Linked DNA regions of Homo sapiens: region 2 is linked to region 1. Evidence: chromatin contacts called from ENCODE Hi-C or POLR2A ChIA-PET data. All regions are on one chromosome and are shown on one strand. Each heading gives the region's core, a stretch centred on a gene start or an enhancer-like site at or near the end of the contact. The rest is flanking DNA. Distances are from core to core; before and after follow the strand shown.

Region 1 (7,875 bases), core at 3,142-5,641:
TCATCAAAATGATGGAATTTTGCATTTTTAAAAATTGGTGTTGCCATCTTAGCAGGTTTGATGTGAGCTACAGAATCCAAATGTGCTGGAGGCTTCTGAAACTGTATGACATGACATATATTTCTCTCTTTAGTCTGCATATATATATATTTATCTGGCTCTCCTTTAACAAAAAGTAGAATTCTGTTTAAGAGAACTAAAAAAGAAGACAGTTTTTTTTATCCAAAATCCTGCCATCAAATCAATTAATTATAACCATTGATGAGCTCGTATTGTGACTGTGCTAGAATTGAAATAATTTCCGAATACTTTATTTCCAAAGGTTTGTTTTTAATTACAGCAGCATTTGGTTGGCATGCAAGGGCGAGTTCTCACTCTTGATCTATCCTAGCTGGAGCTCAGGCCAAAAGATCCTCTGCTCCCTTTTCTCGAGAGCACACTTTTCTGCCAAATGTGGTGCTCGTCCCCTGCCAAGAAAGGTGGGCGAATTGCCACTTCTGACTTCCAACCACCAAAAGACAAAGGCTCTCAACATTCCTAAGTCCACTGAGCCAGAATGGGCCTCACACCTTGAAGGATCCCGATTATTATTGATTATTTTTCCCCCATAGACTTTATAATATAGAATATTTTCTCAGTGCCTTAGTCAGTCCCCGAGGGTGACTTAGGCACTTACAGCAATGTGTGACCCCTTGAAGGCCACTGGAGGGTCATTGAAGTGTCCTTACTCATCTGTCTGAGGCCTGAGCACATCTACACTGTCAGTGTCACCTCTATATCTTGCTTTTATAGTGTCTTTTTTTAACACTCTTTAAGTTAGAATCTAGTAATTATTTATTTACTTCTGTGAAGCTCAAATAAACTCAAGAGAAGTTGTAGCTAAGCATAAAACATCTAATAGGGAAAACATAGCCTCTTTTCCTTTTAATGGGACCCATTGCGTAATTTGTGGAGAATGTGTAAATTCTCCTCATAAATTGTGCAGGGCTTCTTAAAAAAAAATTCAAGATCGTGACAGCAGCACATTAAGTCAAGCATGGGGCCCGTCTATGTGGGGGTCCCTGTGTCACTTACAGGCAGCACACCCATGAAGCTGCCCTGCCTTCAGAGATCTTGGAAGCAAGTTTGTCCAAATAAAGAGAATTACAAGAAAACATTAAAATCTAATTTAACAGTAAAAATAAATTTAGAAGAATTATCTAGTCATATCTTCTTCCCTGCAAATTGAGAACTGTATGCATTTTATGTATTTTTACATAGATTAGCCCAATCTTAAGAGTCATCTCAGATTCAGCTACTGTTTACTAGTCTCTAAATATATGCCAGACCCTATGCTAAGCAATTTGATGCGTGTTGTCTCATTTGACCACCACCAGCGTGATTATCCTCATTTTACCAATGAGGAAGCAAGGCTTGGAGATCTGAAATGTTGATCAAAGTCATAGTTACTGTGGGTTCTAAGGACTTAACTTTAGTTATCTAACTAAATTGATACACTGAACTACACCTCTTAAAACCAATTTTTGGGCCGGGCGCAGTGGCTCACACCTGTAATCCCAGCACTTTGGGAGGCCAAGGCGGGCGGATCACGAGGTCAGGGGTTTGAGACCAGCCTGTCCAACATGGTGAAACCCCGTCTCTACTCAAAATATAAAAATTAGCTCGTCATGGTGGAGCATGCTTGTATTCCCAGCTACTTGAGAGGCTGAGGCAGGAGGATTGCTTGAACCTGGGAGGCAGAGGTTGCAGTGAGCCAAGATTGTGCCACTGCGCTTCAGCCTGGGCAACAGAGTGAGACTCTGTCTTAAAAAAAAAAAAATTCTTTTAAAATGTTTTCCTTTAGATTTGCCATTTGTAAATGTGTAACCACATCACTGAAGCATGAATGGACTTCATGACCACGTTCCTGGGCTAAACGGGCTTATGACTCTCCACATAGGCCTAAGTTTTCTTAAGAACTCATTTAGGAAGGGAAAACTAGGCCCTTCTTTGTGTAATTAGCAACCTTAAGTCACAAGTGGAATGGCAAAGAAAAACACATTACATAAAGCAAAACTATATCTAGTTGTTTCAAAGAGGAACAAACGAATCAATCCTCACTGGATAAGGACATTTCTTTCCCAAAGCATGTTTTAGAAGGGGCAAATGTCACTATTTAAGACTTTTTGGCATTACCAGTAAGATTATGTATATAAGTTCATTAGGAATGATGGCAGCTAATTTAAAAGGTGATGGTTTTGTTTGATTTTAGTTTAAGTTTTAGTTTAGTTCTTTGTTTCATCCTGGGCAGTACACATTTACACGTTAAAACAGAGGCTGGGTCAACTAACTCACAGTAGGTTTCTGACAGATGAAGCTACAGCTTTTTATTTTATCATTAACAAGATAAACTTTGAGCTTCAGTAGAGTGTAAAGACAACTAGATAGAGAAGTAGGAGGCCTTAGGGCCAGCAACTTCCCAGCCACGTAACCCTGTATATCTTGCCATGTGTCCACTCTAAATTTTGTTTTCTCTTGTATAGAATGAGGGCAACATTACCTATTCTAACTTCACCAGTAATTGTGAGGTTCAAACTTGGCAAAATATAATAAAACCTCTTTGAAAATGTAAAGCTATATACAAATATAAGGGATCACCCTTCTCAAAGTCTTAAAAAAAAGCCCAAACTATTCTTCAAGTTAACTTTGATGAAATATATTTTTGCCAACTTTATCTCACAGTCTTGTTGGTGACAGGTCGAGCCTTCTCCCACTCATCTAAGATATTCCATGAACATTTGTGATAACCCTGCAGAAATAAGTCCACATCTGTGCCGGCATCCGCACCTCCCTGCCCCCAGCCCAGTTAGATTTAATGAGGAAAGTGTACTTTGGGAAACAAATACGGTGGATCTGCCCAAATTTTGACTAAGACTCTTCCCTCATCTATAATCCATTCTGGAGACAGACAGTGAATTCACATCAATAAATGCTTTCGGGAGTTGGAAAGGGTTTGCTTAAGAAGGTTCATAAAGATAAAGGTAATCTGATCACTAAAACCATTTAAAGTTTTTAGATTTTTTTTTTCTTCTTAAGGGGGAATTCCCTTTAGTTTGATTGCAAGATAAGAGTTTTGTTGTTAACTAAGATAAAATATAGTGCTGAATAATCTCTGAAATTAAAAACTGAAGTGCATGGTGCACAGAATAGAGAAAATTAAATAGCTTAGACAACAATGGATAAAGAGAAAAGAGTTTTCATGAAAATTAGCTTAGTAAAGGTAAATTGCATTTGAATCTTAACTTCAGATCTGGGTGCTCTGCTATTTGGCATATGTTGAATTGATAATGCCTGTGTGTTAAAGAATTCTGATTGTTTCTTTTGCCTCTCTCACAGCTTATAAAAATGCAAGCAGACCCATCTAATGAATATTAATAGGAGTGATGTCTAGATAACACATAAACCCCGGGATCTGTGGACTTTGGATGGAGTAGTCAGAGAGGATTTCTGTGGCTTTATTTAATACCAAATTTACATACTTTTAAAGAATAAACATCATCTTAATATTTTAATATCAATATTCCAGAGTGGAGATTTTAGTCAAATAAAAAGCTTAATTTTGTCTTCCCAAACATTATGTTCACCAGGGTCTGCATTTTAAGAGACAGGAAACTGTTAGCTAAAAAAGAAATTAACTTAATCCCCCTTCATTAAGTTCCAGTCTTTTTCTGTTACTTAGAGACAAGTAATAATTATACCCGTAGCAATGCAAAGCATGTTTTACACTTTTGTTATACAAAAGAACTGCGGTTGTTAAGGTGACAGCAAAAGAAAATGAGAACATTGATAAATACTGATTTTTTTTTCTTAAATCTTCTCTGACTCTTGAAAATAAATTTCACTCAGGTGTCTGAGAGGCCTTTTAATTCATTAACTGCAAAAATCTACACATATGATTTTAGAAAATGTCAATCAACTAGCTAAACAATATTTTCCCAGCTAAGGTTATAAACAGCAGCTAAGTGGGTGGAAAATGTCTAAAACGACTATACATACCAGTTCTTTTATAATGCATAAAAAGTGGGCATTTTGTTTTCAAGCTGGTATCTTTGGGATGGAACTTTTAGCAAGCACACAGTACATCTCAGCAGTGTATATTATTTAAAGTGCATTCTCTCTCTCTCTCTCTGGCATTGTGAAGACTTTTTAAATTTTAGCTTTACAAAGGGGGGAAATCATTAAAATGTGGTTTGTACCATTACATTCCATTATTTGTCATCTTTATGGCTATTCTATAGTTTTCATTGACCTTTAATGGTAAGCTTGGTCAGGAGAGGTGAGCAGGAATGTTCACATACTTGGCTGAGGGTGCTGCTTGAGAGTGTCTGTTAGCTGGGCTTCAATCCACGTCCCTGTAGATTTTAATGTCCCTACAGACTGCTGGCAGCCTGCTTCCAGCTGTGGCAGGCATGATGCAGTGAATTGCTTTTGAATGTTCTTTACTCAAATAGGCAGTAATTACAAGCTTAAAGAGGTTTAGTGGTCCAGTAAACTACATAATCACCCCTGAATTAGCCTGGGCTCATCAGTTGCAGTCCAGCAAGCTCCAGTCTGCTGTTTGTATGCCGTCTTGATCACATAGCAACCTGATCAGCAGGTGTGGAGCAGCCAGAGTCCCCCATAAACACAACTGTCTACTGGGGACAATGATCTCTAATGAGATGAGGCTACATCATCACTGTAATTTAAGTGGGAAAATTAGCACTAGAGAATGGGTACCAGTTCCAGGGGTCTTTAGTCATATTGGGAGCAGCACGAATTCTCCATCTCATTCTCCCTGTCTCTATCTTTTTCTCTCTCAAAAATATCTCCTCACCAAATGTACCATTTTGCTTCTAACTTACGGATACTTTATTCTTTAGACAAGGATTTTTCCTGAATAATTAATGCTAGACAGGGCATCTGTAAAGGCAATAATGATTGCTGTCAACAGACTCATTCCAAAATGGCGTTGTAGTATTTCATCTTCCTTGTCTTTCTACTTAATGGTTTCAAAATCCTTTCTCTTTGATTTTTAAAGTGGAAAAGTGTTCTTCAGGCTGGTGTTAGGTCTCCTTTTAGCTGACGTGCTCTCTGAAATTGTAGAGATGGGCTATACATAGTTTGAAAAAGATCCTTACTTTATTGGAGTTTATTGTATAAATCAGTCATGAACTTTCTTTTCAGAAAGGTGGTCCAGTATAGTGTGCCATGTTTTTGTTGTGCATGTTCAAGTGAAATTCTTGGGGAAAAGCCTCCATGTTGAAACAGTCTTCTTTATCCTTTCTTCTGTCCTGTGCTAGGCATAAAGATACAGAACTTGAATTTTGTTGCATTGAAGTTAGAGAGTAGGAAGGGAATTTTGTCACAAATAAACCCAAGAACAACATAGAGTGAATTTGGGAGAAACTTTGGGGGAAATTATAAATTGACGCTAAGAAAGAAAAGCAGAATAACACAGTAATTAAAAGCATAGGCTGTGCAATTGACTACTTAGAGTCAAATCCCAGCTCTATTTTACTTGCCAGTAAATTAGATTCTGAGCCTCAGTGTCCTCTGTAAAATAATGGTAAGAGTACTTATCTTAGAGACTTGTTTTAAGGATTAAATAAGTAAATACTTAAAGCTCTGAGAACGCTGCCCAACATACAGTAAACATTATATAAATGTCAGGTAAATAAAGTGAGCAAAATCTGGACTAGGCACTCTACTATTCTGGGATTTGTTGAACTAAGTGAGAAGGATGAATAATTGTTGGAATGGAGCTGCTAGTTTTGTGTTTATCTGAAGTCATCTACTCCTACTCACAAATGCAGGTTGAGGGATTTTAGTCATCTCTAACTTTAATAACATTCATTCACAGAAATATTTATTGGGCACAGAACTGGTAGCTGCATCATCACTGGGAATAGCATTCATATGTTTTTATTAGTAGTCTACTAAAATGTAATGATTTTGAATGTCATTTAACTCATATTTGATTAAGAATCATGTAATAAACAAAAGTAATTGGCGAAACACACACCCCAATTTGTTTCAAATCCCAATTTGTTTCAAAGCTGACAATTGAAGGCATATTGTAGTGTGGTTAGAGGAAATAGTAGGCATTTGATTCTATGATCCTTAAAAGAGTTTTTTTTTTTTTTTTGTTTGTTTGTTTTTTAAGGAGTCTCACTCTGTCAACCAGGCTGGAGTGCAGTGGCGCGATCTCGGCTCACTGCAACCTCCGCCTCCCGGGTTCAAGCGATTATTCTGCCTCAGCCTCCTAAGTAGCTGGGACCACAGGCGTGTGCCACCACGGCTGGCTAATTTTTTGTATTTTTAGTAGAGACAGGGTTTCACTGTGTTAGCCGGGATGATCTCGATCTCCTGACCTTATGATCCACCTGCCTTGGCCTCCTAAAGTGCTGGTATTACAGGTGTGGGCCACCGTGCCTGGCCAAAAGTGCTCTTGTATATAAGCTACTATCATTCCTGTATAAGCAATGCTACAAGCATTAATAAAGTGATGGGCATGTGAGTTTCCACTGAGTTTTCTGACTTACAGCAAGATTGACTCTTCCTTCCATTAGCAGAACTGAGTTGTAGAAATAAAAGGTACACACACATACGTTAAGATAATAGTTTTTTTCATATAACAAGTAATAATCATCATATATATTCATGATTAACTCACCAGGAGTCAGTGGGATTTCTTCACCTATTATATAAAAGACAAAATCGTTTGGAAGTGAATTTTCCCGACTTGTATGTTACCACCAAGTTTCAAATTCCAGCTCTACTACTTACCAGCTGTGTGAACTTGAGAACTTCCTTTGTCCTTTCTGTGCTCAAGTTTCGTCATCTATCAAATGGGTCTAGCGGCTGTTAACTACCTCAGAAGGCTTTTGTGAGGAGTCATATAAGTGAAGCATTTGGAACAGCGCCTGGCACATTCTCACTTCCTGATATATGTTACAATGACTACTTCTTCCACTCTTATTAATACTGCTAAGCTACTATTAATAAAGTTCCTTTGGCTGGATGCTGGAAGGAGAACATGGGTCAAGGTTCTGATGAACTAACTTTCCCTGACAGCCCCCTCCCCTCCCCTTCTGCCTGCCTCCCAGGCAGAAGCAGTGGATATTCAGGTAGGAGTGGAGGAGCAGGGAAATGGCAACTCTTTCCTCTCTGTTCACCATGATTAATAACATGGTTCATACTCCCTTATAATATATTTTTTGTTAAAAAAGGGAATGGAGAAATGAGAAACAAATGGCAGTGGGAGTGTAGCCAAGTGGAGAAACTCAGGGCCGGACAGACCTGGCACCAGCACTAAGTAGCTGTGTGCTGTTGGTGTGTTTTTGACCTGGCCAACCCTCAGCTTCTTCATCTGTGAAAAGGAGCTAAGCACAGCCCTTACTCAGGGGGTTCACCAAGAGTACATGAAATAATGCCTGTAATGCATTTGTTGTACTGACAAATAATGAGTTTGAATGAGCTATTGTTTAAAATGATTCAAAAATGACACTTCAAAGTAAAGCATGAGTTTTCTCCCTTATCTACTCCCAAGGGCCTCCTGTCCTGTTTTTGTTTTGTTTTTTGTTTTTTGAGATGTCTGTTGCACAGGCTGGAGTGCAGTGGTGTGATCTTGGGTCATTGCAACCTCCACCTCCTGGGTTCAAGTGGATTCTCCTGCCTCAGCCTGCCGAGTAGATGGGATTACAGGCGCCTGACATCACGCCCAGCTAATTTTTGTACTTTTAGTAGAGATGGGATTTCCTCATGTCGGGCAAGTCCTGACCTCAAGTGATCCACCCACTTTGGCCTTCCAAAGTGCTGGGATTATAGGTGTGAGCCACTGCTCCCAGCCCTGGT
Region 2 (7,875 bases), core at 2,588-5,087, 37 kb after region 1:
AGCTCTGAAAACATTCCATTGAGCTGGGGAATGCAACAGTCTTATTACCTCATCATGGAATTCTCTAGCTTAGTTAATTTAAATATTGTTTCTTAGTTTCTGGGTCAATTAAATTTAAATGATGTATTTTATGCTTCGTGACCAATTAAATTACTAGGTTATTACAAAAAAAATTATCATCTTTTTTGATTAAAGAGCTGTGGGTACAGTATATTTTATAAGCAATTTTCATTAGTTCAAAAATGTTCCTTTAGGCTAGATTAAGCAGCCATTCATTGTTAGAGCCTGGAGACCTTATTCGAAGGTGTTCATCGTATTCACAGTGCACTATTACTTAGAACTAAAGCCAATTGAACCTACTTAGCAATAGCGTTATGCCTTTCACCCTTGATGATTATGGAGCTTATAGCTCTCAGAAACAATACACCTGTCAGTTTCCATCAACTATAGCAATCCATGCAGAAGACAAGAGGCCCCCTCAAAGCAGGAGGGGTATTGTTTTAGGTCCAATTTTTCTTATTGTTCTCAAAATCATTATAAGGTGGACAGTGTTTTGTGAAGATTTTCTTTTCCCCAGCTCTAAGAAACCATGTGGAAAGAATTCATTGATAACTGTTTTGATTTTTTTCTTTTTTTAAGTACAGGTTTTGCTAAGTAATCACCCTTAGTGAGCCTGTGTAGTTCAGCTGCCTGTGAGATGTTTGGTGACCAGCTCAGTGTATTCTTGTATTCTTGATAGAGAATATTTCAGGAGACAAAAGTGCTTCTTCAGACCAGACCTCAAATAACAATTTTATTCTTTTTAATAAATAAGACCTCAGTAGGCGGACCTGATAACAGTGACAATGAAAGGAAAATAGTGGCAAAATGTGAGTTTCCAGCATGATGTTTCTCATTTTATTTTCTTCTGTATGAATCAAAAGAATGCTTTACAAAACCATGTTCCCTTAATCACAGGGTTCTCTGGCTTTTATAGGATTGTCATAGCCAGGACCACACTATTGCTTTTTCATAACATTTTCTTTTTGTTTCTTTCTTTTGAATTTCTTACAGGGCTGCAAAGTATGCCAGGGGAGTATGTAGCCCGGGGTGGTCCAATGGGTGTGAGTATGGGACAGCCAAGTTATACCCAACCCCAGATGCCCCCCCATCCTGCTCAGCTGCGTCATGGGCCCCCCATGCATACGTACATTCCTGGACACCCTCACCACCCAACAGTGATGATGCATGGAGGACCGCCCCACCCTGGAATGCCAATGTCAGCATCAAGCCCCACAGTTCTTAATACAGGAGACCCAACAATGAGTGGACAAGTCATGGACATTCATGCTCAGTAGCTTAAGGGAATATGCATTGTCTGCAATGGTGACTGATTTCAAATCATGTTTTTTCTGCAATGACTGTGGAGTTCCATTCTTGGCATCTACTCTGGACCAAGGAGCATCCCTAATTCTTCATAGGGACCTTTAAAAAGCAGGAAATACCAACTGAAGTCAATTTGGGGGACATGCTAAATAACTATATAAGACATTAAGAGAACAAAGAGTGAAATATTGTAAATGCTATTATACTGTTATCCATATTACGTTGTTTCTTATAGATTTTTTAAAAAAAATGTGAAATTTTTCCACACTATGTGTGTTGTTTCCATAGCTCTTCACTTCCTCCAGAAGCCTCCTTACATTAAAAAGCCTTACAGTTATCCTGCAAGGGACAGGAAGGTCTGATTTGCAGGATTTTTAGAGCATTAAAATAACTATCAGGCAGAAGAATCTTTCTTCTCGCCTAGGATTTCAGCCATGCGCGCGCTCTCTCTCTTTCTCTCTCTTTTCCTCTCTCTCCCTCTTTCTAGCCTGGGGCTTGAATTTGCATGTCTAATTCATTTACTCACCATATTTGAATTGGCCTGAACAGATGTAAATCGGGAAGGATGGGAAAAACTGCAGTCATCAACAATGATTAATCAGCTGTTGCAGGCAGTGTCTTAAGGAGACTGGTAGGAGGAGGCATGGAAACCAAAAGGCCGTGTGTTTAGAAGCCTAATTGTCACATCAAGCATCATTGTCCCCATGCAACAACCACCACCTTATACATCACTTCCTGTTTTAAGCAGCTCTAAAACATAGACTGAAGATTTATTTTTAATATGTTGACTTTATTTCTGAGCAAAGCATCGGTCATGTGTGTATTTTTTCATAGTCCCACCTTGGAGCATTTATGTAGACATTGTAAATAAATTTTGTGCAAAAAGGACTGGAAAAATGAACTGTATTATTGCAATTTTTTTTTGTAAAAGTAGCAGTTTGGTATGAGTTGGCATGCATACAAGATTTACTAAGTGGGATAAGCTAATTATACTTTTTGTTGTGGATAAACAAATGCTTGTTGATAGCCTTTTTCTATCAAGAAACCAAGGAGCTAATTATTAATAACAATCATTGCACACTGAGTCTTAGCGTTTCTGATGGAAACAGTTTGGATTGTATAATAACGCCAAGCCCAGTTGTAGTCGTTTGAGTGCAGTAATGAAATCTGAATCTAAAATAAAAACAAGATTATTTTTGTCATGCTGACTCCACTGCTTGAAAAATTTGTTTACTGCCCCCCAGATTTTTAAAGATTAATACAGTAAATATAAAAATTAATTTTGGCTCCCTAAGCCATATATGTATTTGACAATTTTAACCGCAAAGTAAGTTGTTTAATAATAACCACTGATTTCTTTAAGCTGACTTAATGAACTCCTAATATCAGCAAATTTGAGGCCTAAAGGCACTAAACTAACTCTAGACTCAGAATTACATCCAACAGAATTACTCATCTAATATCAGTGAAATTATTCTTGCACATAAAGGCAAACCTAAGTACAAAGTTAAGTCTTTTACTAAAGGATGTTACCTAGGATGAGCAGTATATGTTTATTAGGAAATTAACTACATGAATTGAAGAGACCAGACTTCAAAATCTAATTTTTATAAATATGCTCTATGTTCTCATTGGATAAAACTGGTTATTAACCAATTTTCCAGAACAGCTGTACAAGATTTCTGCATGGCAGCCGGCTAAATGGTAGAAAATAATATGTTTAAGCTGGAATAGCTTATAATTTTATTTAAATAAAATTGCTGCTATAAAAAGTGCTTCCCAAAGCTAAGGAAAATATACAAATATTTTAATTAAGGCAAATTCGTTTTAAAAAATAAGCCTTTCAGTAGTGATTGCTTTGTAAACAAAGGATGGGTCGGAGGAGAGAGAGCCTTAAACTCAAGTCTGACATTCAGGCCCAAGTCACCCTATAAACCGGCCCTTAGCAATTCTATTTTCTATTCGAAAAGAGAAACCAGCTGTGGGTTGGCTTTACTAGGTGATGTGTGATTGACTGACTCACCTGCTGGAGTAGCAATGCATTCTCACCTTTTGCTGATGGGGCCTTGTTTCTAAACACGTGGATGCGCAGAGAGCAAGGCTCAGCCTACTGCAGCCATCTCTGGCAGCGCTTCTACCCCTCCCCAGCCCATAGATGGGATTGTTTAAATCTCCCTTGTTGACCTAGTGGCAATTCTTCCTCTACCTAAATAGTCGATGTGAGTGAAATCATTCTCTTTTGATAGGTGGTTGCTAGCAGTTAACAACCATTTATTTACTTTAACAATTAATAATAAACTTTATAAACTGTCTATTTGCTCCTCCTCTCCAGTACATGCCCGGGTGAGTTGGTTATTTTCAGCCTTTATTCCTGAGGAGGCTCAGGATGGGTGGGGGAGGGAAAGAAAGGGGAGGAGGTGTGGTGGGGAGAGGGAGAGAGGCGAGAGGGAGAGACAGAGAGAAAGAGAGAGGCGCTAGGGGAGGGAGGTTTACAAGTGAAGAGTAGTTAGGGAATATGGTGACTCTGAAGAATCGAGATCAGCAGTGTCCAGGAATTAGAAAAAATAAACTGCTATTTCCGTGAGTTCCCCCTCTGTGAGCCATTTAGGTGAGAGCCTCGCTCTTCGCAGTTCCTTTCTTCCCCTGCCTCGATGCCCTCCCCTCTTAATGCTATTTTAGCTTTTCCTCTTGTAAATTTCAGAGCCAGCTCGAAGGTTATTGAGGACACTTATCCGAAAGAGGCAAATAATAGAGGTGCTGAGAGTGTTTTTGATGTTTCCTAAAAGGCAAAAACAAAACGCCCTCCTCTAAACAAGGGCACAAAATTGTACCTGGTTTTTATTTTTATTTGGTGGTGGGGGGGTGGGGGGGTGGGGGGGGGGTGGAAAGGGGGCTGGCTCTGGCTGAATGAGACTACTTTTTAATATGATTTAAATTTTTTTTTCAAAAAATTAAAAATATTTTACCCTATCATATTTAATCAGCTGTAATTATAACACATTCAAAATGAATAATATGCCTTGACAGTATTTTTATTGTTATTGTTCATTGCATGATGTTCGACTGCTTTAGAAGCACAGGAAAGAGAAGTAAACGCGCTACAAATGGGGAATTACCCTCGTTTAGCATTAAAATTCATTTAGATAAAATTGCCACAAACATTTAAATGGGAAGATTAGTTCCCCCTCACGCCTTATTGCACTCGCTCAATGGTTCCGTTAAGAACATTTTACACGTTGGAAATTCCGTCTTCTCAGACGGCTTGCTGTTTCCTAGTTACCCACATTCAAAGCAAAGGCAGCAGCAAAGGCAGCCGCAGCAGCAGCAGCAGGGAAAAAAAAAAAGTTTTGGCAACTGGTCTGCAATTCATCCGCTGCTCGCCCCAGTCTCCCCTCCGCCCGCTGCAGTCTGCCCCCACCCCTTCCCCTTCCCCACCCCTACCTCTTTCCCCTCATTATGTAATTCGCAGAGTCCAGTCCTCGAGGAAACACGTTGCCTAGTTGTGTAGTATTTATATACAATGTTAAAATACAAAGAAAGACCCTAAAGTCAGTCGAGTCGGTTCCTCTCTGGGTCTCCCTCTCCCTCTCCTGTTCTAAAATGAAGATTTAGCTTGAATGTGCTGAGTTTCTCACATCCCGTACCCTGAGGCCACAAGGCACGTTTTTTGGCTTTCATTTCTGCCAGGACTTTTCCAGGAAATTCACCACTGCTTTTCGCTTGTATTAGAAACGTGTGAAAGAATTCGTCTGAAAAGTCCATGCACCGTCTAGCTTTTCTCTCCCCCCTTTTTTTCTTCTCCTTCTCCTCCTCCTCCTTCTCTCTCTCTGTCTCTCTCTCTCTCTCCGCCCCCCACTCTCGCACTCCCCCATCCTCCTCTCTCCCCCTCCCTTCGCAGAGCCACAGGAAAAGAGGAAAGTCGGCTTCGACTGCCATCTTTTGGGGATTTCGAAAAACGACTCGGTAGGAAACGGAGGGAGGCGGAGGCGCGGGAGTGGGGGAAACCCCCTTATTATCCAGTGTCGGAACTGGCTCCCTTAATCTGATGCTTAAATATTTGATGTGGAAAAATTACCCATAAAATTAGTTACTAACAATTTCAAATTGAAATCACTTATCGAATTATAAACGCATTAAAGCTGTATGGATGGTATTAGGAGTTCCTCGGGAGGCAGCGGGTGTCTCCTTGAAGTGAGCCAGGCGGGCGAGTTTCGCCCCGGGGAAAAGAGCCCCCAGCCGAGCCCGGGGGCAAGGCCGGGAGGGCGGCGCTGCAACCTGGGCGCAGGGTCCGGGTCAGGGGGATCGAGCGGGCGGCCGGGTCCTGGTGGAGGCTGCGGCTGCTTCGGCTCGCGGGGGCGGGGAGAAGGGGAGGGGAAGGAGCCTTGGTGGGAGGCTCCGACCCCGGAGCAGAGGCGCCTACCAGCAAACTTCGTAGTGAAGTCGAAGGATTCTGAAAAGGAAAAACGCAAGCCCTGCCCTCCCCCTCCCTCTCGCGTCTCCCACGCGGCGTGCAGACTTCGCGCTCGACTTTGCGATCGGGGTTAGTTGCTGTGTGCAGTGTCCCCCAAGTCTGCGGGAGGAGCGGAAGGGTATAGGCTCCAGTCCTGGGGTTGGGCCCGGCTCCGTGCCCCGAGAGGAAATCCAGCGGGCAACTGCGCAGAGCTCCAGCCAGGACGTGCTACCCCTGAGTCCCTCGATGCGCTGGGTCCCGGCCTAGGCCCCAGTGCGTGGGCGGGCAGGTCTTTGCCCAGAGACCACAGCTCTGGTCGCGGGGGGTGGCGGGGGTGGGGGGGCTGCACGGGCGCCTGCCTTACCCTCCTGCCCTCACCCCCATCTGAGTCTAGTCTAAGGGACTGTTGACTTTGTCTCTGGAGATGGGGCGACCAGGGGTCTGCGAAGGAGGTTGTGGAGAGGCACCTCCTGGGTGCAGGTCCGGGCGCTCTTTCCTCGGAACCTCACGGAGTGCTTTGTAGTAGCCTGGAGACTTCCTAATAGACTTTGCCACATCGGGGGCCCCAGACTCCAGAGTCCCATAGTGGCCCTGGGAGCGCGACCCAGAGAGCCTGGGGGCTGGAGGGCACATGGAACGCGTGCACGGCCCACTAGGAGGGCGTTGGGAGGAGAGTGCCCGAGTCTGGAGCCGCAGCCGGGAAGCCGTAGACAGCACCCCGACGCCTTAGGCAGAAGCTCCTCAGGATCACTTTAAAAGCTCTGCAAACTTTCCCCAGCCTTTCGGATACCCTCAGGCCCTTGGCCCACCGGAAGGCAGTAAAAACGTAACTTCATGCTGCAAAGCTCCCGGGTAGGCGCTTGGACGCCGATGGAGAGAGGCGTGGAACTGGGTAGTGGGGCGCCCTGCCTGGCTGGGCACTTTTCCTTGTCTCATTCTCGTCTCCCATGCCATGCCTTACCCACTGGCTGCTAGCGGCGCGTTTCACTTAAGGTGGCCACGGTGCGGAGACTACAGGAGCCTGGGAATCCCAGGGTTTGGGGAAAAAGTAGTGAGCGAGAAAGGTGGGGTCGGGGACCTGAGGAAGACAGCTGATGGCTGGGAGAGGGAGGGCTCCCTTTTCGGCCCGCTCTACCCGCCAAGGAGTCTGAAACATTCTCTCCCTAGGCGGAGCTGAAAGGAAAAACAAACAACGTATTGAGCAATCAGTTCGCCAACATTTGAGCTTTAAAGCGCCTTTGCTCTGAAAATAGTACCCTGGGGGTCTCAGTGGGGAGATGGGGGAAGCATTTTTAGGGCCTTGATTCTGGCTTGCCGCGCCCCACGGGTCACCCCTCCGCGCGCTGCCTCCTGACATCCCGGCGCTCTCAGCCCACTGAGGGGAAACCCGGGCGGTGCAGCCCTGGAGAAAAGGGATTTAGTTTTAAGCCAGTCTCCCATCGATCGGGTCGGTAATTTCTACCCCTGCCCACTCGCAGACACACTCACCTCTACCCTAAAGCATTAAGGTCATTACGCGAGCAATGATCTTAATTTCCAGGCGGAAAACGAGTCCCGGGACCTCGCCGATTGGGGAAGCAGTGAATAAAGTCACCTGCTTCAGGCACCCGCTTGGCCCGCTCCTCCCGGTGGGGGCCGTGTGTGGCAGGGAGCGCCGAGCGGGGGTCCCTAGCTCCACGCCGAGGCGGACCGGGCAGGGGTCAGAAACCCTGTGTCTGTTTTCTGCGGGGTGACGACCTCCTGTAAGGGTGGGATTGCTTTTGCTTGCTTTCCTTCTCCCCTCCCTCTGCCTTTCTTCCTAGGCCTCCCTCACATCTCAGTACTCTTTCTTCCTCCTCCCCTCCCCCAAAGTGGCAAGTTCCCCTTCTCCACCTAGTGTCCAGAGGTTCTGCCCCTCTCCTAGTCCCCCGCTGCCTCAGGGCCGTCGCAGAAGTCTGGTAGCCCGACGCCTTTTTGCGCCCATCTACCTCGCCCACCTTTCTGGGCATGGGTGGGGTGGGGAATGTTCAGTGAGGCCCTTTTGAAGCCGCTTGCTGAGGGCACCCTGAGGCTTTAAAGAA

What was found. Hi-C counts contacts between places; a loop is a spot of excess contacts on that map. ChIA-PET counts read pairs that join two places held with the same protein, here RNA polymerase II (POLR2A).
Region 2: a map of Right ventricle myocardium inferior shows a loop between it and region 1 (2.0-fold over the local background). The contact joins the promoter of LINC01798 here to the enhancer-like site in region 1. A Hi-C loop is called at or near these places in 2 of 168 maps with a recorded cell type or tissue (Right ventricle myocardium inferior and natural killer cell). POLR2A ChIA-PET finds 5 or more read pairs at or near these places in 7 of 52 experiments (A673, AG04450, BJ and 4 more).

Annotation. Positions count from the first base shown.
Region 1 is chr2:66,532,728-66,540,602 of GRCh38, forward strand. All of the region lies in intron 8 of MEIS1 (Meis homeobox 1), which reads left to right. Among named protein-coding and RNA genes, the nearest start is that of LINC01798, 37 kb to the right of the region's middle. RefSeq lists enhancers at 2,656-5,229, 4,048-4,991, 4,156-4,872, 4,159-4,751. Within about 2 kb of position 4,392, at least 2 of the 41 ENCODE cell types and tissues checked have a DNase peak (open chromatin) inside an H3K27ac peak, as active enhancers do; they include A673, where a contact is called at or near this core.
Region 2 is chr2:66,570,193-66,578,067 of GRCh38, forward strand. LINC01798 (long intergenic non-protein coding RNA 1798) reads left to right here and starts at 3,838. Exons shown (of 6, transcript NR_110156.1): 1 at 3,838-3,973. It overlaps MEIS1 (Meis homeobox 1), which reads left to right. Exons shown (of 13, transcript NM_002398.3): 13 at 1,054-3,677. RefSeq lists enhancers at 1-782, 761-2,677, 5,072-5,527.